Regions from separate parts of the Homo sapiens genome. Here region 1 is linked to region 2. Evidence: read pairs that join two places in POLR2A ChIA-PET (ENCODE). Cell type or tissue: HCT116. All regions are shown on one strand. Each heading gives the region's core, and the rest is flanking DNA. Links, peaks and the distances in the headings are about the cores only. Region 1 holds the start of RNVU1-31 (RNA, variant U1 small nuclear 31). Region 2 holds the start of RNVU1-14 (RNA, variant U1 small nuclear 14).

What was found. ChIA-PET counts read pairs that join two places held together with the same protein. Peaks named below come from ENCODE experiments on the same cell type or tissue, not always from the same donor. Only the 100,000 strongest peaks of a DNase experiment are listed, where the experiment ranks them.
Region 1: POLR2A ChIA-PET joins it to region 2 with 21 read pairs; 17 of 35 experiments call an interaction of 5 or more read pairs at or near these places.

The regions. Positions count from the first base shown.
Region 1 is chr1:145,458,165-145,474,169 of GRCh38, reverse strand. It overlaps RNVU1-31 (RNA, variant U1 small nuclear 31), which reads left to right and starts at 8,390; the gene lies at 8,390-8,553. It overlaps TRQ-CTG3-1 (tRNA-Gln (anticodon CTG) 3-1), which reads right to left and starts at 14,512; the gene lies at 14,441-14,512. RefSeq lists enhancers at 7,951-8,492, 8,657-8,706 and a silencer at 8,317-8,496. In HCT116, for the core only: no CTCF peak of the experiment used is centred there; a DNase peak (open chromatin) is centred at 8,509; H3K4me3 peaks cover 586 bases; H3K27ac peaks cover 369 bases.
Region 2 is chr1:145,272,144-145,288,148 of GRCh38, reverse strand. It overlaps RNVU1-14 (RNA, variant U1 small nuclear 14), which reads right to left and starts at 7,033; the gene lies at 6,870-7,033. It overlaps TRN-GTT2-7 (tRNA-Asn (anticodon GTT) 2-7), which reads right to left and starts at 383; the gene lies at 310-383. It also overlaps the pseudogene LOC101060170. RefSeq lists silencers at 256-465, 6,317-6,656, 6,824-7,113 and an enhancer at 6,558-7,282. In HCT116, for the core only: no CTCF peak of the experiment used is centred there; DNase peaks (open chromatin) are centred at 6,437, 6,688 and 6,938; H3K4me3 peaks cover 568 bases; H3K27ac peaks cover 931 bases.

The DNA of each region.
Region 1 (16,005 bases), core at 4,882-12,881, 180 kb before region 2:
GGAAGGCAGTGGCGTGATCTCAGCTCACTGCAGCCTCCACCCCCTGGGCTCTAGTTATCCTCCCACCTCAGCCTCCAGAGTAGCTGGATCTGCAGACATGCACCACCGCATTCAGCTATTTTTTTTTTTTTTTTTTGTAGAGATAGGGCCTTGCTATGTTGCCCAGGTTGGTCTCCAACTCCTGGGCTCAAGAGATCTATGTGCCTCAGCCTCCCACAGTGCTGGGATTTCAGGCGTGAGCCACTGTGCTAGCCATGAGCCCATGATATTCTAATAAGGGGACAGGTGCCTTCCTGGCTTAACTAAGGGGATGATACAACAGAAGGACATGGTGGACATGACACATAGATATTCTGCTGCATAGGATGGACAGCTAAACTTCTAAGACATTTTATTTTATTTTATTTTTTGAGACAAGGTCTTTCTCTGTTGCCCAGGCTGCAGTGCAGTGGCACAATCATAGTTCACTGTAGCCTGAACCTCCTGGGCTCCAGTGATCCTCCCACCTTAGCCTTCCAAGTAGCTGGGACTGCAGGTATGCACCATCATACTTGGCTATTAAGAAAAATAATAATTCTGTAGAGATGTGGTCTCACTAAATTGCCCAGGCTGGTCTCCAACTGCTGAGCTCAAGTGATCCTCCTGCTTCAGCCTCCCAAAGAGCTGTGCTGAGATTACAGGCATGAGCCACCATGGTTGGCCCTGTTTCTTTTTAAAATTTAATTAATTTATTTTGAGTCAATATTTTATTTTCTCTGGAAAGATAAAGGGAACAAGTTTTTTCCAGAAACACACATATGGTATGGGCCCAGTGATACCCTGATCCACCCCTTAGGCTTCAATTACCCATTTTAAAGTAGTTCATAAGCTGACTCGTTGGAATTCAGACAAAATGATAGCATGGGGAAAGCAGTGTATTGAAAATCATCGCCTACCATTGTGCAAAAGGTTTATTCTTGCTGTACTTTCTGTTCTGTCCCAAACATAATCCTGGAAAACCCCTTCATGTGTCACAGGGACATTGCATCTTTAGGACCTTTTGAGACATGGCAGTTAGACTTTATCCAGCTGTCTCCATCTCAGGGTCACAGATACTTTCTGGTGCTAATTTATATGTGCTGTCGCTGGAGTGAAACATTTCTGTGCCAATGAGCCACAGCCCAAGCAGCTGGTAGACTGTGATTAGAGAAAATCATTCCTCATGGGGAGTGCCATCTGATCTCCATAGCAACTGAGGAACACACCTTATCAGTCAGATAGTTGGATCCATTTGTAACGTTTGACCTATGTCCCAACATTTCCATTGTGCCTATCACCCCTAATCCTCTGGACTAGTGCAACTTAATAATGATAAGATAAAAACTCAATTGGCAAAGCTAACAGAAGTTTTTAACCTTCTCTGGCCAAAGATCCCCCACTGTTTCTGGAAAACTTTCACTCCCTCCCTTTGAAATTAGAACAGGAAGACCCATGCAGTGGTTAGATGAAGGGGCTTATGAACCTGCACTGCACTTCTTAAAGGTAACATTCTCCATTATTTCTAAGGTCTCACAAAACTTCTTATGAAGAGCTCCAAATTAATAAAGGATGCCTTTCATAATGAGCTGATGGGAGATGAAAATATCAAAAACTATGCCTATAAACTGGAGATGTCGCTTACTGGAAACAACATCAAATAAAATACTCCCTCCAAGTCCACTGGAGGGCACCACGTAGGTATTATTAATATTAATTTATTTTTTTGAGATGGGGTCTCACTCTGTTGCCCAGGCCGGAATGCAGTGGCGTAATTATGACTCAATGTAGCCTTTATCTCCTGGGGTCAAGCCATCTTCCTGCCTCAGTCTCCCAAATAGCTGGGACCAGAGGTGTGGGCCACTGCACCTGGCTCACATCAGGTATTATTGCCTCATCTCTGTGGCAGTAAATATAAGGGCATTGACACACAGATTCATGTTTCTCATATCTAAAAGGCAACCCTACCAGAGTGGACATCTGTCAGTGGAGGTTTTCACTTAAAGGTGACCTGCCATCTTCCTGACGAAGATGGCAAGTAGCTGACATCTGTTGTAGCCCACTTCCACCCAAGATACTGGCCTGTATAACCAGCTGTTCACAATTCCAGTGCTCACTGCACCTGGAAGAGTTAGTCTCTTTTTCTCTTGACTGGAATACATACACCATCAGGGCTCCTTTAAGTTGTAGGGGTCGTATCCTATTGGTTTTGGTAAAATCACCCTATATGTATATTCTCTAAAGATATGACACACTAGTCCTATTGCACGTACATGTATATACATATACATACATACATAGCAAAATGCCTATGATCAGATTTCTGTTTTACTGTCCTTAATTAATTTGATTACATCAGGGAGGGATAATTCTCTGATCAGAATCTCACAAACCATTGCCACTGTGGGAAATGTGACAAGGTGCTGGGTTTGCCACCTTAAACCACCAACCACTTTTGACCATAATGACCCATTGGTACATCCTGTGCCAAATTTCACCTGTATTCCTCCTGATTGAACTCACGATGCAACTCGGGGTTACATCAAGCAAAACCTGTTTATCGAACCTGTCTGACTCATCCTAACCTTCCTGCCGTACGTCTCAGTTTAACCCATCATAATTGTACTGTCAAAATAACTGCCTGTAATCCCAGCACTTTGGGATATCGAGGCAGGAGGATCACTTGAGCCCTGGAGTTTGAGACTATCTTCCTGGGCAAAATGGTGAAACAATTTCTACAAAATATACAAAAATATACAGTTGGGTGCATGGTGGCACCCAACTGTAGTCCCAGCTACTCAGGAGTATGAGTTGAGAGGATGACTTGAGCCCAGGAGTTCGAGCCTGCAGTGAATCCAGATGACACCACTGCACTCCAGACTGGGCAAAAGAGTGAGACCCTGTCTCAGAAAGTAAATAAATAAGCTGGGCGTGGTGGTGTGTGCCTAACTCCAGCACTTGGGAAGCTGAGGTAGGATGATTCATTGAGCCCTGAAGGTCAAGAGGTCAAGACTGTACTGGGCTGTCATGTTGCCACAGCATTCCAGCCTGGGCAACAGTGAGACCCCGGTTGCAAAAAAAACCAAAGATCAGAAAGAAAACCAACAAAAAATTGTTGTCTCACTCTGAAATGACAGTGGTAAACACCATGATGCTATTGGAAAGTTAAGAGAAAAACACTCCCTCCTGCTATCAGGATCCAACCTGCCCTCTTGCTCTAACATGTCTGACCCATGCATGGTTTAAATGCCGAAAGCTGATGTACCCAAATTATACTACACTTACCTGTTGTGCACCAGCATTTATTTGGTCTGTGGAGGAGATCACCATCCATGGCCCTTAAATGTCTAAAGACATGGAATGATGAAGTGCAATGTCTTTTAGGATATTTGGTCATGCCTATATATATATATATAGCTCTGAAGAAACCCAACATTGGATGAGTGGGGAGGCCGAGGCGGGTGGATCACCTGAGGTCAGGGGTGCAAGACCAGCCTGGCCAACACTGTGAAACCCCGTCTCTACTAAAAATACAAAAATTAGCTGGGTATGGTGGTGTTCACATGTATTCCCAGCTACTCAGGAGGCTGAGGTAGGAGAATCACTTGAACCTGCGAGGCAGAGGTTGCAGTGAGCCAAGATCATGCCACTGCACTTCAGCCTAGGAGACAGAGCGAGACTCCATCTCAAAAAAAAAAAAAAAGAATTGGATGAGCGTCCTCAAACTTTTCACTAGGCATGCCCACCACTCTATTTTATTAATAGATGGAGATCCTATTGGGAGAAAACTTGCTAATTACCTGCCTGACCATTAAGAAAGTAGCTCCATACATTTTTGGGGGAGCACGCTTTTGCTTTGATGGGATGTTGTTTCCCGTGGTTCGAAATCCTTCTTTAACCTTAGGTAACATTGCTGATAAAAACCGGGCATGGGAGCTCTGGCCTATAATCCCAGTGACTCAGAGGCTGAGGTGGAAGGATCACTTAAACCCAGGAGTTCCAGGCTGCAGTGACCTATGATGGCGACAGTGCACTCCAGCCTGGGCGACAGAGCCACTCCTTCTCTCTGAAAGAAAAATAAAGAGTCCAGGCTTGGGGGCCTATGCTTGTAATTCCAGCACTTTGAGAGGCTCAGCTGGGAGGATTGCTTGAGCTCAGGAATTTGTGACCATTCTGAGCAAGATAGCGAGACCCTGTCTTTCAACAAACAAACAAAACAATCAAACAAACAAAAACAAAATTAGCCAGGCATAGTGGTGCATGTCTGTAGTCCCAGCTACTCGGGAGGCTGAGGTGGGAGGATTGCTTGAGCGAGGGAGGTTGAGGCTGCAGTGAGCTGAGACTGCACCACTGCACTCTAGCCTGGGCAACACAGCAAGACTGTGTCTTAAAAAAAAAAAAAAGAAGAAAGACAAAAGAAAGAAAGAAAGAAAGAAAGAAATATTGCTGATGAAACTGTAGCCTCTTTCACAGCTCAACAAAAAGCTATTTATTCACTGGCTAAGATTGTACTAGATAATTGCATTACTTTAGATGATATATATTTTCAAAGACAATATTATTCTTATTTAAAAATGGTTAGAACCTGGGCACGGTGGCTCATGCCTGTAATCCCAGCACTTTGGGAGGCCGAGGCAGGTGGGTCACCTGAGTTCAGGAGTTCGAGATCAGCCTGGCCAACATGGTGAATCCCCATCTCTACTAAAAATACAAAAATTAGCTGCACACAGTGGCGTGTGCCTGTAGTCCCAGCAACTTGGGAGGCTGTGGCAGGAGAATCACTTGAACCCAGGAGGCAGAGGTTGCAGAGAGCCGAGATTGTGCCACTGCACTCCAGCCTGGGAGACAGAGAGTCTGTCTCAAAAAACAAAACAAAACAAAAACAATGGGTAGATACAGCAGCACTTACAAGAGTTCATAAAAGGAATTGTACATTGTCAAGTGATAGTGTGGAGAGAGCAGCCCCCTGCCCACCTGGTTGTGATCTCTGCATAACGCTTGCCCACAACCACCTTCTCCACTTAGTACAACGCAGCCCAGAACACCAAGGGGAGAGCCCCAGCAACAGCAGCCTCCGCAGCCCGCTTTAGATGATAGATTTAGCTGAGCAGGGAGGTGGATGTGTGGTGTTTACAACCTCTTGTTGCATATACAAAAATAAATACTCCCATGACATAGAACCTCATCTAGAAAAAATTAGAAGTCATTTGGCTACAAGAAATCATGAAAGAAGAACTGGGATGTCATGTTTTCCCTGATGTTTTTTCGTTGGCTCCCTAATGGAATAGGTTCCCTTACTGTTCTGGCATACGGATTCTCTTTGTGATTCTCATTCTTGTGTGAATTATATCTGTGCTATTCAAATTATTAATGTTATATATTTCCTGTTTTACTTCTGAGAAAACTGATTTTATGGTATCTGAAGACGAGAGATGATTAAACAAGTGACAGCTGTAGATTTAACTGAAGTCTCTCTCTCTTCTTTTCTTTTCTTCTTTTTTTTTTTCTACTCTGTGACGTACTTTCAATTGGGCTTTGGGGCGCTCTTAAAAATTCCTCAGTGAGGCAGCTCCTTTCCTCCCCTGCCCTCACCGTGGGAAAGACTATCCGGGAATGAGTGTTCCTGGCAAAGAGGGACACCTTGGCTGAGCTTTTGATCATCAATGCTTTAAAGAAGAAAGATTTTTAAAAGAATTTTTATCTGAGGAATGTGAGCCACTTCACATGATCAGAGAGACATTAAATCAAGACAGCAACCACTTTCTGCTTCCTTCCTTTTGAGCTATGTATTCATCTGTTGAAACTGCTTGCTATCACCCCAGGTAGCTGTAAATTAATCTAATAATGCCACACCAAACACTGTATCCCACACCCTATAACAAGGGATAGCCAAGCTCTCATCAATGCTATTTCTGAAAACCAATGAGAATTCCTGACAGGCACCTTTCTGTCAGCCCATTGTGCATCCCCCCTTTTGACCTTTAAAAACCTGCTTGTGACAAAGGCCAAAGGGAGCTCAGATCCAAGGTTCTTTTGGTGTGAGTCTTCCAGGCAGCTGTCTTCATGTTGGCTCAAGTAAACTCTAGATTCTATTTTGTGCTTCAGCCTCTTTCTTTTAGGTCAACATGTTCAGCAACAGTAGAATAAATAAATAAATTGGCCTATATTCATACAAAGGAATACACACAGAAACAAATAACCACATGAATAACATGAAAAATTCATAGATGTAAGACTGAGTGAAAGAAGTCAAACCTATGCCTCTGCTCCTGAGACCGACTTTGCAAAAATTATAACTGGGAGAATTATCACAGCGAAAGAGATCTGACCTAACTGCTTCTGTCTTGCTTCCAGCATCCAAGCTGTCCTTGTTCATTCCTGGGCACAGGCCAAAATAACTTTGAGAGGAACTTAGTTTATGGTTTAGCTGTGAAACAAAGATGATAACAGCCCTTTCCCAAAACAAATCCCCTTCCTGCCTGGGGAGTAGACTGCCTTTTCAGGACTAACAAATTAGCCACAAGATTAGAAATGATGGTTTAGGATCATGCAGCCTCCAACTTATGAGATTCTAAACCTCCCTGAATTGTGCCTGGGGATCACATCACTATTGTAAAACCTAAGACCAGTGCGTGAGGTATTTTGTAGCCCTGCACTTGATGCATCAGCTGGCACCACCCAGATGGATAAACCAGCTCATCTGATCTTGTGGCCCCCACCCAGGAACTGACCCAGCTCAAGAGGATGCTTTAGCTCCCTTTGAGTTCATCTCCGACCTGACCAATCAGAACTCCCAACTCACTGGCCCCCAGCCACCAAATTATCCTTAAAAATTCGGGTCCCAGAATACTCAGGAAGACTGATTTGGGTAATAATAAAACTGGTCTCTCACACAGCTGGCTCTGGGTAAATAACTTTCTTTATTGCAATTCCCCTGTCTTGATAAATTGGTTCTGTCTAGGCAGCAGGCAACATGAACCCATTGGGCAGTTATATTCCCCCAAAACCCACTATACACTTTATGATTCAGTTTATATGAAAGCAAAGGACAGGAAAAACTTGCCTGATAGATTTGGAGTCTGTGGAGTATTGTCAGAGTTTGGTGTTGTATTCTACAGATTAAAAGTAATCTGTTAAGCACCTCAAATAAAGTTTCCCCCAAATATATATATATTTTTTCCAAATTTGGACCACTTTGTTTCTGTCTTTGCAGAACATAAAGTGCTAACATGAGGTAAGTGCTAAGGTCTGGAGAAGGCCGTGGAAGAGATGACAAACTCCAGCATCATGCCTGAGTGTCCAGTGTGCTCTGCTGGGGCAGCATATTTGTACATTGCTGTATTTGAAAGAACCCTACAAGATTCCTGAAATTGGACCACCGTCCTTATAACACTACTAGTGGTAAAACAAGTAAGGATGGCTGGTTTGCAGTCATCTGAGCAGCCTCTCTAGTTTCATAGATATGGTTTCTCTGATATCGAACGGCTTCCAATTTCAAGTAGAATGCTACATCACAAGGATAATGATGTGAAGTGAACCAGTTTCTTGTGTAATCCTCCATGTTTTAGTCTGCGCATTACAAGCCATTATTTGAAGAAGGGTGGACAGGCTCCAGATTTCTGCCAAAGAGGTCCTCGGCAACACAGGCTAAGAACTGGCTTCTGGGCAGTCGTGATGGCTCACGCCTGTAATCTCAGCACTTTGGGAGGCCGAGGTCGGCGGATTACCTGAGGTCAGGAGTTCGAGATCAGCCTGGCCAACATGGTGAAACCCCGTCTCTACTAAAAACACAAAAATTAGCCGGGCTTGGTGGCGTGTGCCTGTAATCCCAGCTATGTGGAAGCCTGAGGCAGGAGAATCGCTTCAACCCGAGAGGCGGAGGTTGCAGGGAGCCGAGATCATGCGACTGCACTCCAGCCTGGGCGACAGAGCGAGACGGCGCAAAACAAAAAACAAACAAAAAACTACAACAGAAACACCCGCTTCTTTGGGGAAGACCATGGGCGGGGAAGAGAGGGAAAGGAGGCAGAGGCAGACATCACTGCCCCCGCAGGCTCTGGCACCATGTTGGTCGGCTGAGTGGCGGAGGGTGGGGCAGAAAAGCAGACCGGGACGAGGAAGGCGCTGTCGGTGACATCACGGATAGGGCGACTTCTATGTAGATGAGGCAGCGCAGGGGCTGCTGCTTCGCCACTGGCTGTTTCACCACGAAGGAGCTCCCGTGCCGTGGGAGCGGGTTCAGGACCGCTGGTCGGACCTGAGGGTCCCAGCTGTGTGTCAGGGCTAGGAAGGCTCGGGGGTGCGCGGGGCAAGTGACCATGTGTGTAAAGGGTGAGGTATATGGGGCTGTGACAGGGCAGAAGTGTGTGAAGTCATACTTACCTGGCAGGGGAGATACCATGATCACGAAGGTGGTTTTCCCTGGGCGAGGCTTATCCATTGCACTCCGGATGTGCTGACCCCTGCGATTTCCCCAAATGTGGGAAACTTGACTGCATAATTTGTGGTAGTGGGGGACTGCGTTCGCGCTTTCCCCTGAATTTTTGTAATGAAAAAATAGACGGCAAGGGTTATTCTTAAAACTGCAGTTTTGTAGCTTGGGTGGCATGTTAAGTGTTCTCCTTACAGTCGCAACGATGGGAAACAGAAAGTAACGTGTTATCCTCTCCGCCGCCGTGAGCTCTTTTAACACTAGCTAAGTGGCCGCAGGGCTCTTCTCTTTCCTTTCCACTTGGGGCTGCTTTTTGCAGATCGCTTCATAGTCTCCAGTCTTTTGGGTTCTCATGCTCTGTGAAAACCTTCGTGTTTTTTCATAGCCCCCAGAGTCACCCTTCACACAGCCTCTGCTTCTAACCGCAGCCTCCGCAGGAGTTTGTAGGATGTCTGTGCTAGCGGGGAATGTGTTCTCACCTCCTAGAGCCAGGGAAGAAACTACGCAGTCGGGTGCTGTTCTTTGGGATGAAAGCAGGGTCCCCGTTCGGTTGTTAACATAACACGCTTGCTTTCTGTAGGGGAAGGGAGGTCTCTCCCGGCGCCCAGGTGCCCTTGCTCATGTTCACCGAGGCCTGCAGGTCAGAACCGCAGTCTCACCTGTCGCCAGAATGTGCTGCGATCTACCCCAACTACCCGAACTACCCAGCAATAAAATAGGACACATTACGGAAACATGAAATAGCGTGGATCATCTCAAAAACATTATGCCGAGTGATGAAAAGAGTGCACCCTGTGTGGCGGCATCAAGGTGAATTTCTACAACAGTTAAAACTAACCTGTATAGTGACAGAAACTACATCATTGACTGCTGGCCTCAGGGGGAGGGCGGAACTGACTGCAAAGGGCACAAGAGGACCTTTTAGAGTAATAGACACGTCATCAAACTTGAAATGGATGCATTGTACCAAAGTCAACTCACACCTTAATCAACCTGATTGTAAAAAGGAATAAGAAAACCACTCCAAATCTTAATGTCTTCTACTTAATTTAGTGTACGTTTATCCTTAGAAGATTCCTTTAGAAAAATATCTCTCTAACTGTAATCGGGAGTTGAGGAATTCCTTCGTTTCTGTTTCTGTCTCTTTGTCTGCAGTTAAGTTCATGCACTATTAAATGGAATGTTTGTAAAATAAAAATAGAGTCTCAGCTAAATTTTATAAAGGCATACATATATGCGTCTTTATTATTTTATTATTTTTTCAGGTATATATATCCTTCTTTATTATTTTTTCTTCCTTTTTCTTTTAGGGACAGTCTAGCTAAAATATACATTCTTCTCCCTGTAGATGTACCACAAGACTGTAACTCCAGGGTTGCCCAAATGTTATGAGAAGTTATTTTTGAACGTAAGGTTTTCAAAAATTTTACATATGTTTACATCTTCTCTACTGTTAGTATGGTCTATGCTTAGCATGTGTAGTTTAACAATGATTTGGAAGAAAAATATGTAGGTATGTTAACAGTAGTTAATTCCAGGAGGTGGGAATATGGATGACTGGTTATCTTCCGCTTTATGAATTTTTTATATTTTTAAATGGAAAATTCTCAATGACCTGGAAGTTAAAGAACAGATTAGATATGGAAGGGGTGTAGGGTAGGTGAGAGGAAAATGTAAAGGGAAGGACAAACCCAGTTCTGGCAGGACCATGTTTAAGTTGAAGGTTTCTGGGGAGAAGTTGTTGGGATAAGAAGGATACGAAGGAGGCAGGAGAATCATGAAAATATTTAGGACAGTGTATTTATTGCCTGTCTTATCATTCCTCCTCCTTTTGTGTTTCTTCCAAAGAAATACACAGACTTATATTTCTTTTCAAGCATGCTTACCATTTGTGTTTCTCTTTTATTAATGTAACTGCCTGGTAGGTTTATCTTGCCCATTGCCCAGGTAAGCCAATGGAGCTGAGAACAGCAGGCTTTCTAAAATAGAGAAAGAATTTAATAAATGCAGAAGCAGCTGAGGGACCACGACAGGGGTTTATTATTACTCAAATCTGCCTCCCCCAAAATTCAAAGACTAGGGTTTTTTTTTTCTTTTTTCTTTTTCTTTTTTTTTTGGATAGTTTGGCAGGCAAGGGGCTAGGGAATGTGCAAAGCTGATTGGTTGGGTTGGGGATGAAATCACAGTGTCAGAGCTTGTTCACTGCACTGAGTCAGTCCCTGAGTGGGGGCCACAGGACCAGATGAGCCAGTTTACCGGTCTGGGTGTGCCAGCTAGTCCATCATAAGGCAGGGTCTGAAAAATACCTTGAACACCAATCTTAGGTTTGACACCAATAATCTTATATACAGGCACAGTTGGGGAGCTTAGGAATCATGTGGCTTCTGGCTGCATGGCTCCTGAGCAATAATTTCCAATCTCGCACCTAATTTGTTAGCTTTGCTAAGGAGGTCTGATCCCCAAGATAGGAAGGAGTTTGTCTCAGGAAGACATCTTTGTTTCAGACTTAGACTTGGAACTAAACTTCTCTCATAGTTAGCCTGGCCTATGCCCAGGAGTGGACAAAGGCAGCTCAGAGGTTAGAAGTAAGATGCAGTCAGTTAGGTCAGATTTCTTTCACAGTCATAGTTTTCCTATGTCAGGTTTTTCTCACTGTCATAATTTTTGCAACGGTGGTTTTGTTAGGAGCAGTATAAATGCAGTGGTTCTGAGAATGTCTTCTGGAGACAGGCTGCCTTCACTTCAAATTCCTGCTTTCAAATCCTCCTTTGCTGGCTGAGTGACCCTGGACAGGTCACTTAACGTCTTTGTGCATCTCACATGGAAGATGAAGGTGATAGTGTGACCTCGGCCTGAGGTAAGGACTGAATGAGTAAACACATGCACATAATCAACTGTGCCTGACATGTGGCACTTTGTGTTGCAGACACAGCTGATGATGTGCATGTGTTACTCATGTGCATGTTAGCTCTTGTATTTTGCCTGCAACACTGCACAAAGAGCAGATGTGACGAAAACCAGTTGTATTGAAGTTACAGCAGTGATACTTTCCAGTGGCCGTGCACCCTCCCAGGGAGACTGCAGCAATCTTCTCACCAGCAGTAACCTCCTGGGCTGGGAGATCCCAGGAAGGCCCCTCAATCTCCAGCAGGTTTGACCCTCAAGGAGCTTCGGGGAATGAACTAGAGAAGTATTTCTATCTGGGAGGAACTGGGAGTTTATTAGCTCATGTGTTCAGCTCATCCAAAGGGGAATAATGATTCAATTTCTTGCTTCAAATCTGCCCCAGTAAAATTCTTATAGTTTTGCCCAGGTGCAGTGGCTCATGCCTGTAATCCCAGCACTTTGGGAGGCCGAGGCGGGCGGATCACCTGAGGTCAGGAGTTCGAGACCAGCCCGGCCAACAAGGTGAAACCCCATCTCTACTAAAAATACAAAAAGTAGCCGGACGTGGTGGCAGGCACCTGTAATCCCAGCTACTTGGGAGGCTGAGGCCGGAAAATGGCTTGAACCCGGGAGGCGGAGGTTGCAGTGAGCTGATATCGTGCCATTGCACTCCAGCCTGGACAACAGAGTGAGACCCTGTCAAAAAAAAAAAAAAACATATAGCTTTACAGTGGAAGACATTTGTACATGTCGGGGAGGAAATATGACTTTTTCTCACCCAGCCTAGGTTCGCTGCTGAGACCCTCACAGCAAAACACAGACTAACAAGAGAAGAGCATACAGATTTATTTAATGTAAATTTTACATGACAGGAACGCCTTCCAAAGGAAATGAAGGCCCATGGAAACAGCTAAACCTCAGTTTTTGTTTTTGTTTTTTTAACAGTAGGTTTATTCAAGAATGAATAGTCATGGAGAAGTATGATAAGTCAATAAAAGTATGATCTAACAGTAACAAAGTGGGGGAAAGGTAGCCAGGCCTCTGCGTTCAGGCTCTTCTCTGTGTCCCTGTGTCTTCAGAATCAAGGATGCACCTTTCCTCTGGGTACAGAGAGGGCACCTCTCACATAAGAGTCTTATACTGGACTTCAGGGAGGAAGGGCAGGGGGAGGGTGACAGTGACCTTCCTGCTTCTGTGGTTTACTCATATTCCTTTAGCATAAAATATTCAATACCCCAAGATGTTATACTTTGGAGTAGCATGTCCTGAATCCCATCATGCACATGCAGCAAAACCCAGAATCTTTGAAGAGTGATGACTACAAAATATTTAAATTCAAAATACAAATGATGGCCAAGTGGGGTGGCTCATGCCTGTAATCCCAGCAGGGAGGTGTAGGGAGGCCCAGGCAGGCGGATCACTTGAGTTCTGGAGTTCGAGAGCTGCCTGGCCAATATGGCGAAACCCCATCTCTACTAAAAATACAAAAATGAGCCCAGCACGTGGTGCACACCTGTTGTCCCAGCTACTTTCAGGGGGTGGGGAACGGGCGGGCTGGCGATCAACTGAAACAATATCATATTTAAGAATGATTCTTTTTTCCTATAGGGCTAGTCAAGTGAAGCAGTGGAAGTGGAGAAGGAACAAAGAAACCTGTAACTGGTTGTGATCAAATATTTGTGAACAGGAATGAATTTTTATGCACTATACACTGTTATCAAAGTTACATATGCTGCAAAGCTGGTGGTGAACAGCAGTGCCCTGGTCCCTTCCTACACTTATCTGTAGGGATAACAATTTTTAATGCACGCAACCCACCTCTACATAAATATTGTTACTCTTTGACTGTCCAATTTTCCATCCCAGGTCCTGCAGTTCTGCCTGCAAGGGGAAACGGAGTTTGTGTTTCCTTACCTGCCAGTCCACTCCAAGGAGCCAAGAAGGCGTCAACCCCCCTCAACCCCGGCTCGTCCTCCAAACTGAGCCCCTCAAAGACTGCGGTATTTTTCAGTCCTTTGTAACCGCTCTCAGCCCCAAAATATGAAAATGAGAGCGATGGTCCTGAGCGCCTGGAGTGACATCTTAGTTCGCTCCCAAGACCCATCAGGAACCTCATCCCAAGTGCTCTGAAGAGCAGGAGAAAACATTTTTAACTAAGGCGTCTTCTCCTTGGGGCAGGGTCCTGACGGGAGAAGGGGGAGCCCCATCTTCAGAGACTCGCCCCTCAGAGCTGCTCAGGTTCCTCTTCCCCGTGGCCCTGAGGGAGCTCGGCCGGGGCGACCCAGGATCAGAACCCGCGCTCCCAGCCCGCGCGCTTGAAGACGCCGCCGCGCGGAACTCTCTTTCTGGCTGAGATCTTGGGACGAAAGAATGAGATTTCCCGGAGTCAGGTTCCAAAGCTTAGTGAAACAGCGACTTTTAGGGCCCGCAATAGAGACGCAGGAGCTAGAAATTCGGCATAAAAATCTGAATATGAAGAACAGAGCAAATTAACATTCGGAATAGGATGGGCCATCTGAATAAAGCAGTGCTACTGCCAAGTTAGGTCTGGAACCATCGATCCTAAACTGAGACACACTCTCCAATGACTGAGCTAACCCCATCAGAATTTCTCACGCCACCGTTTACTTACCAAAAAGACAATGGGTGCCATTAGGAGATTCCCGAGTGAAAGGAATCTCGGGGTGTAGGATAGAGGGGCAGCAGCCTTTTTAGTGGAGGAGACCTGTCAGCCCGAGGCCCAGGGTCGCTCTGAGAGGGGGTGGGGACTTCCTGGGTCGCTGGGTCCCTGGCGGGGGTGTCCGGGCCTCCGATTGCTGGGTGCCAGGAGGCTCGCCCAGGAAGGGGACCCTGCAGGCTCGCTGATCCCGACTGGATGACTCGGCAATTTCCCTGTGGTCCGGGCCACTGCGAGAACCCGGTTTCTGGGACCCCGAACACCGAAGAGGGAGACGAAGAGGGGACGAGGAGCGCGGGGTACATCGCGAGGCTCAGACAGCGGGAGCAGAAGGGACACGGAGGCCCACAGCGCAGAGTTTCTGAACGTCAGCGGAATCCCCATTCCATTTAGGGAGTAAAACACAACATTGCCGTCCTAATTAAACAGAAAGGTTCCACCGAGACTCGAACTCGGATCGCTGGATTCAGAGTCCAGAGTGCTCACCATTACACCATGGAACCTCATCGTGCAAGTTTGCCGGAAGCGTCTGAATTCCCAATAAGTAGCAATAGTTCCCACTCAACCATGTCAAGGCATTTCTATTATCCCACAAGCAACACTCGAGGAAGGTGGACCTGCAGGAAGGAGCCATCCTTCTTACTTTCTCTCTGCCCTCTCCTTTGATCGACTTCCATCATTTCATTTGCACCTCGGAAAATGAGGCAAAATCCACTGTGAGTTTAGGGCCAGAGAAGAGCCCTTGAAGCCTCGGTCATAGAGTTTCCTGTGCCACAGTGAAATTTCTTTCTTCCTTTCTTTCTCTCTCTCTTTCTTTGTCTCTCTTGTTTCTTTCTTTTTCTTTCTTTCTTTCTTGTCTTTCTTTCCTTCTTTTTTCTTTCTCTTTCTTTCCTTTCTTTCTTTCCCTTTCTCTTTCTTTCTTTCATTTTCTTCCTCCCTCCCTCCCTCCTTCCCTTCTTCCCTCCTTCCTTCTTTCCTTCCTTCCTTCCTCTCTCTCCCTCCCTTCCTCCCTCCCTTCCTCCCTCACTTTCTTTCTTTCTTTCTTTTCTTTCTTTCTTTCTTTCTTTCTTTCTCTCTCTTTCTTTCATTGAGACAGAGTCTCCTTCTGTTGCTCAGGCTGGAGTGCAGTGCAGTGGCAGTGGGCGATCTCCCCTCACTGCAACCTCTGTCTGCTGGGTTCAAGTGATTGTAATCCGCAGTAGCTGGGATTACAAGCGTGGGCCACCATGCCTGGTTAAATTTTGTATATTTAGTGGAGATGAGGTTTTGCCAGGTTGGCCAGGCTGGTCTTGAACTCTTGACTTTCAGTGATTTGCCCACCTTGGGCTCCCAAAGTGCTGGGATTACAGGCGTGAGCCACTGCGCCCAGACCGGAGATGAAATTTCTGCAAAATTTCTGTTATTTTCTTTATGCTTTCCCTGTTTTCTGTTTGCCCAAGGAGGCCAGATGATTATCAAAACAGGACGTGGGACTTCCTGGGCACCTTGCCCCCTTCCTCCCTTAGTATATAACAGAAGACAGCAATCAAGTGAGATTGGGAAGCAGGGAATCCCTTATTTTTTTATTCATATTCTTCTATGTTTGTTTGTTTGGTTGGTTTTAAAAAAATTTTCTCACCAGAAATGGAGATATGTTGGATTTAAAATAAATGCGATCAGCCATATTTTATATTTCTATAAAACACTGAAACCAGGCCATACTCACCTGCTATGACTCAAAATCAACCATATACTGTCGAGGTCAGGAGGCAGGGCCCTGACATTTAAGCACAGTGTGTTTTCTCAGAATTGGCCAAGTTGATGCCATTCCAATTTCTCAATATCTCATGACCCATTAATTGCAGTGTTTAAAAGTGTACATGCATCGTTACTGAAAGCCCAGGAGTTCCGTCTAGGCCCTGCTGCTCAGCTCACAGAAAGCCAATCATTGAGACATTGAGTATTGCCGAGGAAGAAGGCTTTAATTGGGTGCTGCAGCTGAGGAGATGGGAGATCA
Region 2 (16,005 bases), core at 3,315-11,314:
CTGACCTCCTATTATTAACATATGAAAAAATGGAGGCATGTAAATTACTCATTTAAGCGTATAACGGACTGAATTAGAATTTTATCACACCAGAAGTGGGTTCCTAGGTCTCTGTTTCAGGATTCCTGAGTTACACACGTATAAACCCAGGATTTCAGGAGATACCCGGTTAAGAATCCGGTTGGGGAGGTGGGCTGGCCCTTGACATGGATAAGTCACAAATTAGTGGCTTAGGACTCCAGGAAGATAAAATCTTCCCCATTTATCTAGTGATTGACAATGCATGAATACTTTAAAAGCTCAAAGAGGCGTCCCTGGGTGGGCTCGAACCACCAACCTTTCGGTTAACAGCCGAACGCGCTAACCGATTGCGCCACAGAGACAGGTACTGTTAGTTCTACTGGGCGCTATAGGAAGGGCGCACGCACGAAACTTCCTCCGTCCCTTGCATCCTCAGGGCCCGCCCGGCAGGAGGACTGAGCAAGGCCTTGGAAAACTGGAGAGATTGGAGCGGTAAGTCGCGCTGGTCACGTTGGACACCTGCGCGTTGGGAGATTCTGGAGCCAGAAGGATAGCCGAATGGCCTTCGCCCGCCCTGCCCCTCGCCTGCTTCAGAAACCCCCGGAAACGCCCCGGTTGAGACCCCGGCCCGAGCCGCCTGGGGGCCCTAGGGAGGCTGAACGCCCGGTGGCTCCCGGGATGGCTCTTCCCATTCTTTGCGCCGCCTTCACCCAGTGAGGGAGCCTGTGCCCTCCCTGCCCAGTCGCTTTTGGGGCCGCTGCGGAGCTTCCGCTGCCATCTTCGGATCCTGTGTTCCGCACGGGGGCTCCACCAGGGCAGGGATCGTGGTGAGGGTGGCTCGTGGGTCCCCCTCACGGGGAGCAGGGTCTGGCACTCACCAGGGCGCAGGACTAGGACTTGTCGAATGAATCCATCCTTTTAGCTTTTAGTCCTTTGAAGAGCCTTGAGAATGGAAATCATGAGAGATTTTTCCATGGGGAAGTTCCTTTTACAAAGCATTTATTTACGTTGACTTCTTGACACCCCGCGGGGCGGCAACGGGCAGGGCCTCCAGTGCACCTTCTGCGCCGTGGAGCCGCGGGGGCTCAGCTGGGCGGTGGTCGGGTCCTGAGGCCGGAGGGCGGGAGCAGGGGAGGGGAAAAGCAAAAGCGGGGAAAGAAGCCGGGGAGCGGTGGACCAGACGTCCAGACCTCCTGAAAGGCTGGCGGGGAGGCACAGGCGGGATCTTCCGGAGGTGAGAATTTTTTTTTATTATAGCAGAATGGGGAGGAATTGAGGGGAAAATGGAGATAGAACCTGAAAGAGCCCCAAACGCCAGAACCTGTAGCTCCCCAAGAATAAGATCTTCCAGAAGAACTAGACCCAAAACTAGCCGTTGGGGAACACCGAAATCCTTGGAGGAGCAACATCCGCATGACCCTCTGTGTTTCTTTAGGCAAAAGGACTTGCTTCCATTGTTTGTTCAATTGTTTGTGTTTGTTAAATAAATAAAACGATTTTCATGTATCTTTGAAATTACTTTGGCGCTACTATTTTATGATTGCAAATAATTCGGCAGTGATCATTCTTGTACACTTCTCATTGGCCATTTGTGTATTTCTATAGGGTAGAGGCCTGGAGAGCAGTTGCTCCAGCATAGGGATTACACAGTTTTTGTTTGTTTGTTTATTTATTTATTTATTTATTTATTTTTGAGACAGAGTCTCGCTCTGTCACCCAGGCTGGAGTGCAGTGGCGCCATCTCAGCTCTCACTGCAACCTCCGCCTCCCGGGTTCAAGCGAATCTCCTGCTTCAGCCTCCCAAGTAGCTGAGATTACAGGTCCGCGCGAGCCACCACATCGGGCTAATTTTTGTATTTTTAGTAGAGACGGGGTTTCACCATTTTGGCCAGGCAGGTCTCAAACTCCTGACCTCAAGTGATCTGCCTGCCTTGGCCTCTCAAAGTGCTGGGATTACAGGCATGAGCCACCGCACCCAGCGATTACATGTTTTTTTTTTATATATCATTCTATTTTCTTTCCTTATTTGGCTTATTAGCTGTAACTCTTTCTTTTGTTATGTCAGTGATGGCTTTAGGGTCCCTAGAATACATCTTTATCCGTCTGCCATCAAGTGACATTATACCTCCCCTTCTGGCCTTTATGCTAGTGTTGTCAGGGAATTTGATTTTGGACATGTTATAAACCCCAACATCCAAGTACGTACATAGCGATTTTCAGTCGTCTCCATTTCTTTGTGTAGGTTCAGATTTCTGTTTGGTATCCTTATCCTTAGGCCTGGAGGACTCCTTTAATATTTCTTGTAGTGTGGTTCGGTGAATTCTGTCATTTTTTTGTATGTCTTTAAATGTCCTGATTTCAGTCACATTTTTGAAAGATATTTCAATTTGGCATAGAATTCTAGAATAACTTTTTTTCTCTCAGTACTTTAGGATGTTGCCACTTTGACGCTTTGTCATTGACATATCTTTCCTGTTTTTGTAAACTTGGCATAAAGTGGGTTTCCTGTACTTGTTATATGATTTTTGGATTGTGTATTCAAATTAAAAGTATTAAATTAAAATTAAAATGGCCTGGGCGAGGTGGCTCACACCTGTAATCCCAGCACTTTGGGAAGGGGAGGCAGAGGATCGCTTGAGACCCAGAGTTGGAGACCACCCTGGGCAAGATAGCAAGACCCTGTGTGTGTGTGTGTGTGTGTGTATACACATAAATATGTATATATATTATATGTATGTATGTATATATAAGTCCTACAGTCACCTTAAGTTCCACCAACAGTGCGCTTAAAGTAAAATGTGCCCAACCTGAGGCTCAAACCTACCTGCTGGCACGCAATTTGTGTTTGTGAGACAATCTCAACAGCATTTGCTTTTTCTAGCATAGTGGTTTTCCTGTTTTCCTCACATGTGAATGTCTTCAGTGCAAAACCTGTCAGAATTCATTTCCTTTGCTAAAATGTTTTAAAATAACTCTTACTTCAAGTAAGTGCATTAAAAATAAACTTCTCAGTTGCATCCCTGGAATCCATGGAAAGTCCAGGAGAGACAATCAAGTGCTACAGGATCAAGCCCAAACAGAACAGGACTAGGCATGGCTTCCTCACTAGGAGCCAGGCCAAAGTCATCTCCTTTGGTCTCCAATGGAGGCCAGAACTCGGTTCACCTGCAACGGGAGGACCTGGCCCAGAAGAGGTGGCCTTCATCTTCATGGTGCCTTCAGATAGGAAATCTAGGATTTCTTTTCTTCTCTTTGATCTACTTCCAACTCTCCCTTTCTATTTATTTATTTATTTATTTATTTATTTGAGACAGAGTCTTGCTGTGTTGCCCAGGCTAGAGTGCAGCGGGGCAGTCTCAGCTCACTGCACCTCCGCCTCCTGGGTTCTAGAGATTCTCCTGCCTCAGCCTCCTGAGTAGCTGGGATTACAGGCGCCCGTCACCGTGCCCGGCTACTTGTTGTATTTTTAGTAGAGACAGGGTTTCACCATCTTGGCCAGGCTGGTCTCGAACTCGTGACCTCGTGATCCACCCACCTCGGCCTCCCAAAGTGCTGGGATTACAGGCGTGAGCCACCGCATCTGGCCCTCCCTTTCTATTTCTTCAAGACCTTTTTCGGATCCCTCCTGCGCAGGACCTAAACGGGCGGTGCCCTTACCCACTGGTCCCTCCCTGCCTGGTGTCTTCGGAGCCCTAGCTCACCCGGAACGTTACTGCCCGCCGGTGACAGCGAGAGGACCAAAGAGGGCAGCGGGTGCGGTGGGAACCACAGAGTCACCGCGCACCTGCGCCTCGCAGGCTCCTCGCAAATTGAATAAACGCCCCCTGAAGCTTCTCTTCAAGTCACAGGGAAGGGGAAGGTGGCTGCCGACCCGGCGGGAGAAGCCGGCCCTGCCCCTGGTCCTTGAAGACAGGTTTGGCCAGGCTGATTTTGACTGGTAGGCCCAAAGAAAAGCCTCAAGGGCAGACCAAACTCCGACAGGCTCCGAGATTAAGGCTTTCAAACGTCTGATCGTTTTCAGCTTGGTCAGTAAAATCGATCCCGCCTTTATCAGGAGATTCCTTTGTCAAAGTTCAGAGACCTGGGGTTCCCGCTGCTTGCCACACAGAAAACCAATCACTGAGACGGTTATTGCCAAGGAAGAGGCTTTAATAGGGTGCTGCAGCGGAGGAGATGAGAACTCAGTCTCAAATCCATCTCCCTGACCAACCAAAACTAGAGGCTTAGATGGCAGGGAAAGAATGTGACAATGTGTAAGAAAACAGGAACTAGACCAGGCGCGGTGGCTCACGCCTGTAATCCCAGCACTTTGGGAGGCCGAGGCGGGCGAATCACGAGGTCAGGAGATCGAGACCATCCTGGCTAACACGGTGAAACCCCGTCTCTACTAGAAATACGAAAAGAAATTAGCCGGGAGTGGTGGCGGGCGCCTGTAGTCCCAGCTACTCGGGAGGCTGAGGCAGGAGAATGGCGTGAACCCGGGAGGCGGAGCTTGCAGTGAGCCAAGATAGCGCCACTGCACTCCAGCCTGGGAGGCAGAGGGAGACTCTGTCTCAAAAAGAAAAAAGAAAAAAAAAGAAAAAAGAAAAGAAAGAAAACAGGAACTAGGGAGGGGCAAGGAAGCAATCAGGATGAATGAGGGGTCCGGCATCTCATTGTCTGGGTGACTTTCAGTTCTTTGATATCTTTTTTGAGAGGCCTGAAGGAAGGAACTCAAATAAAACAAATATCGAGTTTCAAACTTTCAGATCAGAAGGGTCCATTTCTATGTTTATCCAAAAATCTACGTATGGGACTATTGGGTGGGTTTCAGACCAAGAAAGAGTGTGCATATCAAAGTCTGCGGTTAACCAAAGAGAAAACATAATTTTCCGACCAATAGGATGTATGGGGGTCAAAGAACGACCAGCCTACAGTACTGTTTATTGGCCTGAGCATACGGAAGGATGAAGTTGCACCAGCGAAATGGGATTAAGCTGCAGGTGCGGGCTGGGCGCGGTAGCTCACACCTGTAATCCCAGCACTCTGGGAGGCTGAGGTGGGTGGATCACTTGAGATCAGGAGTTTGAGACCAGCCTGACCAACATGGTGAAACCTCGTCTCTAATAAAAATACAAAAATTAGCCGGGCGTCATGGCGGGCACCTGTAGTCCCAGCTACTAGGGAGGCCGAGGCAGGAGAATTGCTTGAACCCGGGAGATGGAGGTTTTAATGAGCCGAAATTGCGCCACTGCCCTCCAGCCCAGGCAACAGACCGAGACACCTTCTCAAGCAAAAATAAAAACAAAAAGCTGCAGGTGGAAAAAAAAGTCTGGATTTTGGTTCAGAGCCCCTGGGGCCTTCCTCAGTAGTTTTCTCTTTCCTTGAAAAAGGAAGCTTGTCTCAGTCTCTGCATCTCTCTGAGTCCTTTTGGAGATTGAGGATGGTGAGGTCTCAGTGCTTGGCCCCCTTCTAACTCTGGGTACCTCCCCTCCCGTGGGTCAACCTGGTCCAGTGCACAGGCCCCAGCTCCGACGACCATCTCCCCCCTACCCTTTGCTCCCAGCAAAGGCCATTTCTAGGTCAGTCGTGAGGTACAGCCAGGACAGGGCAGCTCGCTCCGAGATTTTTGGCTCTCGAAGGCCTTGAGCGCTGTGGTTCTGCAGAACGCTGTCTGCCTCTGGTGGAGGAACTGACACCCGCTGGAGAAAGTGTGGAGGGAAGCGAGGGCTGCACCTGCACGCAGGAGCTGAGGCAAGCGGCGGTTCCCAGCTCTCAGTGCAAAAGACATTTGTCATCTGAGAGGCTGGACTCAGTTATTATAATTTTCAATTTTGTCAATAAAAACCGAATGGAAATTTGTTTTCTTACTTGTAGAAACCTCCTCACAAGACCTCCCATCTTACATTCCAGGGAGACTTAGCAGGGTATTCCGCCAAGACATAGGTTAGACTGCGGTTCTGAACTGCAGACCTCGATGCCCTGCGCCGGGGCACCAGGGCATGGGCAAAGCCCTCCCCCTACACAAAGCAAGGGTGTTATGCCTACAACCGAACGGGGACACTAAGAGCCCCCAACATGCACGGTTTTCATTCCAAAGAAAACCACCAGTTCTGAGTACAACTTCCACCTGGCTCTATTAACTGAGTACACGTTTCCCCAGCACAGAAATCCTACAAACTCCCGTGAATGCTGTGGTGAAAAGCAGGAGCTGCCAGGGCAAGATGGATCGCACCTGTAATCCCAGCACTTCAGAAGGCTGGGCGGACCACTTGAGCCCAGGAGTTGGAGCCCAGCCTGAGCAGAATGGTGAAACCGCTACGAAAAAAGAAAAAGAAAGAGAAAGAAAAGAAAAGAAAAAAAAAAAAAGAGAAAAAACTAGCCGGGTGTGGTGGCGTGCGGTTGTCCTACTCGGGAGCCTGAGATGGGAAGATCGCGCCACTTCTCCAGCCTGGACGGTACAGCGAGACTTGTCTTAGGGAGGGGGGGAAAAAACAACAACAAAAAAACAGAGGCTAAGAGGTAACTCCGAGGATGACAGAAAACACCAGAGTTTTTAAGAGATGTTAGAAGCCCTGGGAGCACTGAACAAACCAGAAAGCTCCCGACCCTTGATCCCTGAGCTCCACCTAGCAAGTACCGCGGCAGCTAACCTGGGAGAACAACCCAACCAACAGAGACTGAAATTCGCCTCCCAAGAGAGCAAGTGGATAGTTCTAAGCTGTCCCCAAACATGGCCTCACAAAGGAAAACTAACCGTTGCGAACGGAAACAACTGACCGGACAGAACACAGCCACAAAACACGAGCCCGCACCCTGAATTACAAAAACACTTACGGCTCACCTACTATTCGCACCACAGAAGCACCAAGAGAAAGCGCGAACGTAGTTCCCTACTATCACAAATTATGCACTCGAGTTTCCCACACTTGGGGAAATCGCAGGGGTCAGCACATCCGGAACGCAATGGATAAGCTTCGCCCTGAGAAAAACCACCTTCGTGATCATGGTATCTCCCCTTCCAGGTAAGTATGAGCTTTTGCACCTCCGCCCCGCCACAGCCTCACACGCTTCACCCTTTACACGCACGGTCACTTGCCCCGCGAACGCCCCCCCCCCCACCCCACCCCCCCACCGCCCACAGCCCTCCTAGCCCTGACACACAGCTGGGACTCTCAGGTCCGACCAGCGGTCCTGAACCCGCTCCCACGGCACGGGAACTCCTTAGTGGCGAAGCAGCAGCCCCTGCGCTGCCTCATCTACATAGAAATCGCCCTATCCGTGATGTCACCGACAGCGCCTTTCCCAGTCCCCGTCTGCTCTTCCGCCCCACCCTCCGCCGACTCAGCCGATCAACCCGCTGCCGGAGCTGGCGGAGGAAGTGACGTCTGTCTCTTTCTCCTTTTCCTCCTGCCATTGTCCTTTGGGGAGGTGTGCAGAGATCCCGCGTCTGGTCTCCCCCTAAGACTGTGGTACTTGATCTGTGTCCTGCAGAGAACCCTTCTGGCGGCCAACAGGAAGCTTGTGCACCCTTCTTCAGATAATGTCTTTTAATGCGCAGACTTGAACGTTTAGGATTACAAGGAAAACCGGTTCCTTTCAAACCTGTTTATCTTTGTGATGTAGCATTCCGTTTCAAGTTGAAAGCCGTTCAATGTCAGAGAGAAAACATATCTATGAAACCAGAGAGGCTGCTCAGATGGGTTGCAAACTAGCCATCCTTACTGGTTTTACCACTAGAAGTGTTACAAAGACAGTTGTCCAATTTTATGAATCTTGAAGGGTTTTTTGTTGTTGTTGTTGTTATTTCAAATACAGTGTAATACAAAAATATGTGGCCCCCGCAGAGACGATTGGACACTCTCAGGCATGGTGATGGAGTTTGTCATCTCTTCCACGGCCATCTCAGAACCTTAGTGCTTACCTCATGTTAGTATTTTATATTCTCCAAAGACACAAAGATAATCCCAATTTGACAAAACAAACAAAAAAACATCTAGGGCATGTCTTATTTGAGGCGCTTAACAAATGACTGGATCATCTCCCTTGTATATAACCCAGAAAACACTGTGAAGTAGAGCAAAATTGGAAAGCCCAAGTCAAAGACCATTTGCAAATTTCAAGTAGATTCCAGTCTGTTGCTCAAATCACAAAACATGAAATGGAGGGGTCTCCCTTGGAGACCATAAAGTCTGTGACATGGTGGCCAGTTGGGTCACTGGAAAACATGGCAAAATATTGAAAATGAGGGATTAGGTGAGAGTGTAGCAACTGAACACTAAATGCTTGATCCAGGTGCCATTCCTGGATACTGACAGGGAGACACATTGTCCAGGTAATACTGGAAAAATACTTTCTATAGTGTAAACCACAAATAAAATTCCAAGCCCCTCAACTATTTGAATGCACCCCTCCTCTCAGCCAGGGTCATTCCAAAGTTAACCTGAAAAACTGGTTCAGACCATGATGGGAAGTAGGGGTCAGATATGCCTCATTATACCCTCCTTCCTTTGGAATTCAGGCACAACTGACCAGCACATCCGACCAGGCCCAACTGACATTACAACAGCGATCTCAAGACTTTTTGTAGCAATAAGACACCAAACTCCAGGCTGACTCTAGTGTAGCATTACATGACAGATAGCAGGCCCTGAAAGAAATACAAATATTTTACCCTAAAATACATTTTTTATCATATTTTGAAATGTCCCTACAAAGTTGTCTCTTGTGGGGAAAGTCTACATGCTACAGGGAATCCCTTTCCAGGCCTTTTCCCTAATCTAGGCACCTTTTTAAGTCTGATAAGAAACATTTACAATCAATTCTCTCTGAAGCCTGCTACCTGGAGGCTTCATCTGCATAATAAGAACAACCCCTTAACACAGAGACTGCCTTCTATGGATTCCAGGTCTTTAGATAAACTCTTTCAACCAATTGCCAGTCAAAGTATCAGAAAATAACGGCTGGTAACTATGTAATTATGCATATATATGAGTAGAATTTTGGGGGTGGGCACAGTGGCTCATGCCTGTAATCCCAGCACTCCCTCAGGAGGCTGGCAGATTGCCTGAGTCCAGGAGTTTGAGACCAGCCTGGGAAACATGGTGAAACCCCATCTCTACAAAAAAAAAAAAAAAAAAAAAAATTAGCCAGGCATGGTGGTGAGCACCTGTGGTCCCAGCTACTCAGGAGGCTGAGGTGGGAGGGTTACTTGAGCCTGGGAGGTGAAGGTTGCAGTGACCCAAGCTTGCAACACTGCACTTCAGCCTGGATGACAGAGGAATGGGCCTTCACTAGACACTGAACCTGCTGGCAACTTGATCTTGGACTGACCATCCTCCATAACTTGAGCAATAAATTTTTGTTGTTTATAAGTTACTCACTCTGTGGTATTTTGTTATAGCAGCACAACTGGATTAGGACATCAACCTGACCTTAAGAAATCATCTCATTCAGTCTTGGCTCTGGTGGGAAACAAGGGGCACACTCGGATGTGTGATTTAAAGAGAGTTGTGTTTTTTTTTTTTTTTTTTTTTGAGATGGAGTCTCGCTCTATTGCCCAGGCTGGAGTGCAGTGGTGCCATCTCGGCTCACTGCAAGCTCCGCCTCCCGGGTTCACGCCATTCTCCTGCCTCAGCCTCCCGAGTAGCTGGGACTACAGGCGCCCGCTACCACACCCGGCTAATTTTTTGTATTTTTAGTAGAGAGCGGGTTTCACCACGTTGGCCAGGATGGTCTCGATCTCTTGACCTCCCAAAGTGCTGGGATTACAGGCGTGAGCCACCGCGCCCGGCCTAAAGAGAGTTTTATGAAGAGAATATTTATAAATATAATATGGACAGGATCAAAACAACCCAACCAAGGACTGAGAGGCGCTCAGAATCTGGAATCAGCAGAGAAGTTGTATTGCCTCTAGGACTGGATTGTTGTATAAGTCTGTTCAGGTTGCCATAACAACCTGGACAGGACCGTAGTCCTGTCCAGTGATCCTCCCCAAGACAACCGTTCTCTCTAGTAACTATGGTTTTCCTTTCTCATTTCAATTGCCACCTCAATTGACTGAAATGTGAACACCAACTCCCGCACTTAAACGTTGAAGCCCTAACACCCACTGTGATGATTTATGCAGCTGGGGCCTTTGAAAGGTAATCAGGATTAAAAGAGGTTATGAGAGTGGTGTCCTCATGCTGAGATTAATGCCATTACAAGAAGAGAGACACTAGAAAGCTTGCTTGTCCGCCTTCCCCCTGGTGCACGAAGAAATGGTCACATGGGCACACAGTGAATCTACAGCCACTTACAGGCCATAGGAAGAGACCTTAGAAAGGAATCCGCTTTGCTACCACCTTTATCTTGGACTTCCCAACTTCCAGAAGTGTGAGAAATACATTTCTATAGTTTAAGCCACTTGGTGTATGGTATCTTGTTATGGCAACCTGAACAGACTTATACAACAATTAAGTTGCCTTTCCACTGATGGACTTAGACACAATCTCTTTCCCAAAAAAGAGCTATATTTAGCTACTTTTCTTTTGCATATTGTTCCATTTGCAGCCACACTATTTGTCTTCCCCCACACCACTTCTATCACCAGGAATCCATTTTCCTTGTTTTCTTTTTAATATCGGGAGCCTCTGCTCACTGCACTGCATAGTCCTTGGGGCTTTTTTTAAACTTTATTTTTAACAATCATTTGAGCAGAAAGTAGCCAATTCAGTTCTTTAATTTCCCATTTTATTCTTGGTTTGAAACTGACCTGATTGTGTCCCTTTTGTTATGACCAGTTACTTAGAAGCCATACAGCCCACAAGGTGCCCTTGGGTATAAATCCAACTTCTTCATTTTAATGGTGAGAAACCAAAAGCCCACGTTTCCTGATTTCTGGCCCAGCACTGGAACTGTTTTCATGGCACGTCAATTCATCATACATTTTAATAGTGATATTTTATATTTGCATAATTTTATTGCCTTTGCAATGGGCTTTCACATCTATCTTCTCATGTGTATATAGTTTAAAGGCCATTTTTACCCACTATCTCCTAATCATATCGACCACAGCCTCAGGAAATGTCTGCTCTATTATTTCACTTGCCTGTCTGGGTTCTTGGGCGACAGCATAGAATCCTGCACTGTGTTTTCCCTCACGCTTTCTCACTCTCTGCAGAACAAATTTTTGTTACATGCCTTATTATCATGGTAATATTGGCCTTCAGTCCTGTATAGAAGCATTAAAAATGTGCGTAATGTATATCCTTTTAAAATGTTATCCTAAGAAGCATCTTTTGGAGTTAAGGAGAGTTAGATGAATAAAGAAAGAATACAGTTTCTCCTAAACAAACCCACTAAGAAAATCATGGAAAGAATTATGACAACTATGAAAATGAAGGAGGTATACTTTGTCAACAAAAGCAAAATAACCAAGCTACTCTTAGACATAATCTCACGTTATCTTTCTGTAGTGCTCTAGCATTTTCTAAGCCTTTCACACACTGTTATCTCTTTTTTTCTTTCTCCTTCTAGAAATTAATTATGACTTTTCCTTTCAAAAATGAAGGACTTTTTTTTTTTTTTTACTCTTTTCATTTTTTCCTGAGACCATATGTCAAAGGGAATGTGAGGAACAACTTTGGTGTGGTAATAGCCAAATTCCTCCAGGTCTGCTCCTCAAGCTTGCAAAGTCAAGACTGGCAGAAGTGGTGATTTTTACCTGGGTATCCTGAGAACCTTGCACAGTCTTTATCACATGCAGGTGTTCAGAGTGTGCAAATAAACGAAGAAATGTGAGATTGTGATGATATTTTCATGGCATGCTTTTTTTCCACACTTCCTCATGCAGCCCAACATCCTCTACACTGTGTTGTTCACTTAAACACTACCCGTTTAAGTGATTTACCACTTCTCCATTAAGCCAACTTAAACCATGTTGCCTTCAACTCAACATTGATTGATCCCCAATACAGTCCTGAAGGGAGGCAAGAAAACTTACAAACGAAGTGGTAAAGAAAGAGAGAGATTAAGCAATTTGCCCCAAATCTCATAACCACTAGGTGATAAATCTTCAACTAGAACTCAAATATCTGGCTGAGAATTCAGTGCTCTTTTCATTTAAATCACATTGCTTCATAAAAATAGATCTGCAGGAAGAATAAAAATGTCCAAAGTGCAATGAGACAGAGAAGATAATATGGAGACAGACATATTGCACAGAAAGCATTTGACCATATGTCTGCCTGATCCCCTTCATGTGTCTTGTTCATAACTTACTTTACTCGGGCAGCAGGAGATAGCATAACAACTGTCAGAGTGAATTTAGGCCACAGTTTTGTGTTGCTGAATGTGTTGAGTCATTTCCCTTAGTTCACATTTCTACCTAACTTTATCTTTTAAGTCATCATCATGGCTTTAATCTCTTATTTATTTTGACTGTTGAGATTTTGTAGCCATTATCCAAATAAAACATTTATTTTCACTCGTGAGTCCCTAATCCTTCGTCAATGGAATTAGCTATTTATTTGATGCAATAGCTAGACCAGTAGGGTTAAAAATGCTTTTATAAAGACATTAATAGCTGGGTATGGTGATGTGCACCTAGGGAGGCTATGGCAGGAAGATCACTTGAGTCCATGAGTTTGAGGCCAATGCCTTCGCAACATAGTGAGACCCTGTCTTTAAAGTAAAAATTTAAAAATTAAAAGAAAAGATATTTAAAAAGGCTGTTTACCAAAATGATGGTTAATTGACAGAAAATAGAAACTGAAACTAGAAATCATTGCCATCAGCTTTCTCTAATGTGTACTTGATCCTTTTCTCCCTGTGATGGAAGTCGAAAGTCTTTTTGTTTTTTTCTTAATCCACTACTGTTCAAATGAGAATAAACAGCCAAATGACTGAATTAGTTGGTAGACATAATTCCTAGTCTTCAATTATTTTTATATTCTTTTGTAATACAGTCATTATTTTTTCAGACTTCTATAATATTGCATTTAACCAATCCCCAAATAGGGAAACGTTATGTAATTTTTCTATTATTTACAGTTCCTTGATTATAATCTTTTATTTGAAAAGATTATATATTTATATAAAAACCCAGTTTCTTTCTTACATATAAATATTATTAGTAGTCTAAAAATGTCACTCTCAATAAACAGGATGAGTCAACTTGAGGACTAGAGAATCAGGTAGTCAACATCAGAGAACTGGTTTAGCAAACAGAAGGGGCCTACCCAGATAGAGAGAAGTCAGGCAGGGCTGTGCTGTGAAAATATTAGAGAAGCTTGATGGGAGGCCTAATATAGTTTGTCTTTACACCTGTATATTTTGCTTCTTGCATCTGCTTCAATGCCCTCTGTCATTTATTATAACTAGATTTATTGTTCCAATAGATTTGTACTACAGTCAGAACAAACAAATCACTGGATCCAGCAGAAGCCTTAGATATATGACATAACAGAGATTTGCACAAAGATTTGCCCCATTGCCTTCTCGAATTTCTCTTATCATCAATCCATCTAGCTGGAGCTCTCTGAAGGTCATCAGAGGTCAGTATAATTTTAATAAGATTTTAACTGAAGGATAGCCTTGATGTTCAGTGACCTTCAGACATGTTTATAATCGAGAAGCCACTCCCCCTGTTGAATGATAACCTCTTCCATGAATTACCAAACCAATGGTGCTCACATTCTGATTAACGATTGATTCCCATAAACCCAGCTTCCCCCAACACTGATGATCTAAATAACCTGAATTATTTGCATTGCCTTATCAATTCCATCTCATTTCCTTTCTTGGTGGTTTTGCTCACACTGCTTCTATGTGGAATGTCCGTATGTAGCCACTCGAGTTTCCACTTCATCGTTCCATCATCTGTAGTCTCTATACACTATCCATCATCAGGACTAATGTGAGCTGACTTTCCTCCAAAAAGCTTTCCCTGAACTTATCCTGAAATAACGTTTTTCTTTGCTAACTTAGCATTTGTCACGTTAGTATACAGCTTCTCTAACTGTCATGAAATGAAATAAATGGGAAGAAGATGAAACATGAAAAGAAATCTGCTTCTTAAGGCAGGCCCTGGGGGAATAGCCCTGGCTGGAGGTAATGTAAGGTCTAGATGGTGTTTTTAGAATCTGAAGACTGCAACACCAAACACAACAAGTATAAGCCTAGGCAAGCTGTCAGTGCAGGGCCTAAAATTAGGTATTTCAACAAGTGGATGAATCAATTTGGGGAATTGTATTAGTAAACAGAGGAAGCCCATCCAGTAAAAGGGAGAGTAAGCAGGGATGCAATTTAAAACTATTGAGGAAAAATGGCTAAGAAATAGTAAAATTAACACATGGCCTAAAATATTAAGAAATTAAGCCTGTTACAGAATTACGGACCTGGCTAGTATATAGGAGCATTAACAACACAAAAACAGATTAGGTCGGGATTAGCAGTGGGGGTGAAATAATCTTCAGGGCTGAACTACTGAGCTAGAAATATTTAAATCCTCCTTGCAGATGAAAACTATAGAGGACAATTTATTGGTTCAGCATGAATTTCTGGTCTTCTGTTAAGAAATACGCTCTTTCATTGAAAGTGAACATTGAGGCAGTAAACTCCAAATACAGCTGCAGGTACTATCTCCTGCTGATTTGTGTGTATAGAGCATGAAAGAAAGGCTCAGAAACAAAAGCATGTTGGAAAAATAAGCAGAAGGAGACATTTACTTGCAAATAAATGTGAGGAAGTCATTCTTCAAAAGAACTGCCCAAAAAATTAAAAAAATAGAACTTTTTAAAACAAACAATATTATGAAGACTATAGGGTTTATATTAATCTCTTCATGGCAGAAAACAGCAATTTTATCATGGTTATTGTATTCAGAAAGTTCATGACATATCTTCAGACAATAAACAGCATTGTAAAGTCAAGGATAAAGTGATTTTCATTAAGGAGTTAGCAACTCTCAGGAAATGCTCAAGGTTTTATTCATTTGGAGGACTGCAGGTAGACAGAGAGACCCTTTTATTGTTTCTTTATGTCAGAGTGCAGAGTTTTTTTTTCTCTGTTTCTTCAGCAGTGGGACATGATGAACGGGCTGACAATGGTGTCAGGCCCCAATGTCACTTTGGTTTTTACACTTCATCTTGCGGTCATGTTTCCTTCTCTACAGGACATGTTTGTCTACCTCCATTTGCTGAACAATGTTCCTAATCAGTACTATTGATTTTACATTTTAATTTGATCCATTTTATTTGCACAGATCTAAGAAGTGTTGATTAATATTTAATGACCTCCTAGTATTTTTTTGATGAAACAATAAACTAAGGCTCACAAGTTTACGTCTATCTATAGATTTATAAAGCCCTTGTGCTTTAAATTTACTTTTACATGTTTAACAGCTCAGTTTAGAGCAGACCACACCAGTCCGTTCACCTCTACCTGATTTCATCTGCAGTATTTATAATGCAAATGTATCCTTTTTAATAAAAGATATCCAATGTCTCGGTGTCCCTGCTCTGCCAAGAAAGGACATTCTTTCTTACCTCCAAGCCTGAGATTGCATAGTCCATAGAGCAAGCACCAGATTGGTTTCCTAGAAGGATGTTATAGGCATCGCTTCTGCGTGAAAAACATAGAAATTATTCTTATTACTGGATTTGTCTTGTCTAATTAAATTGAATTTGTAGCACAGCTATAAATTTTTTATTAAAAAATTGATTCTTCCTGGCTGGGCAAGGTGGCTGATGCCTGTAATCCCAGCATTTTGAAAGGCTGAGGCCGGCAGATCACCTGAGGTCAGGAGTTTAAGACCAGCCAGGCCAACATGGTGAAACCCCGTCTCTATAAAAATACAAATAGTAGCCTAGCATGATGGTGGGTGCCTGTAATCCCAGCTACCTGGGAGGCTGAGGTGGGAGAAGTGCTTGAGCCCAAGATTGAGAGGTTGCAGTGAGTTGAGATCACGCCATTGCACTCCAGCCTGGGCAACAGAGCAAGACTCCATCTCAAAAAAAAAAA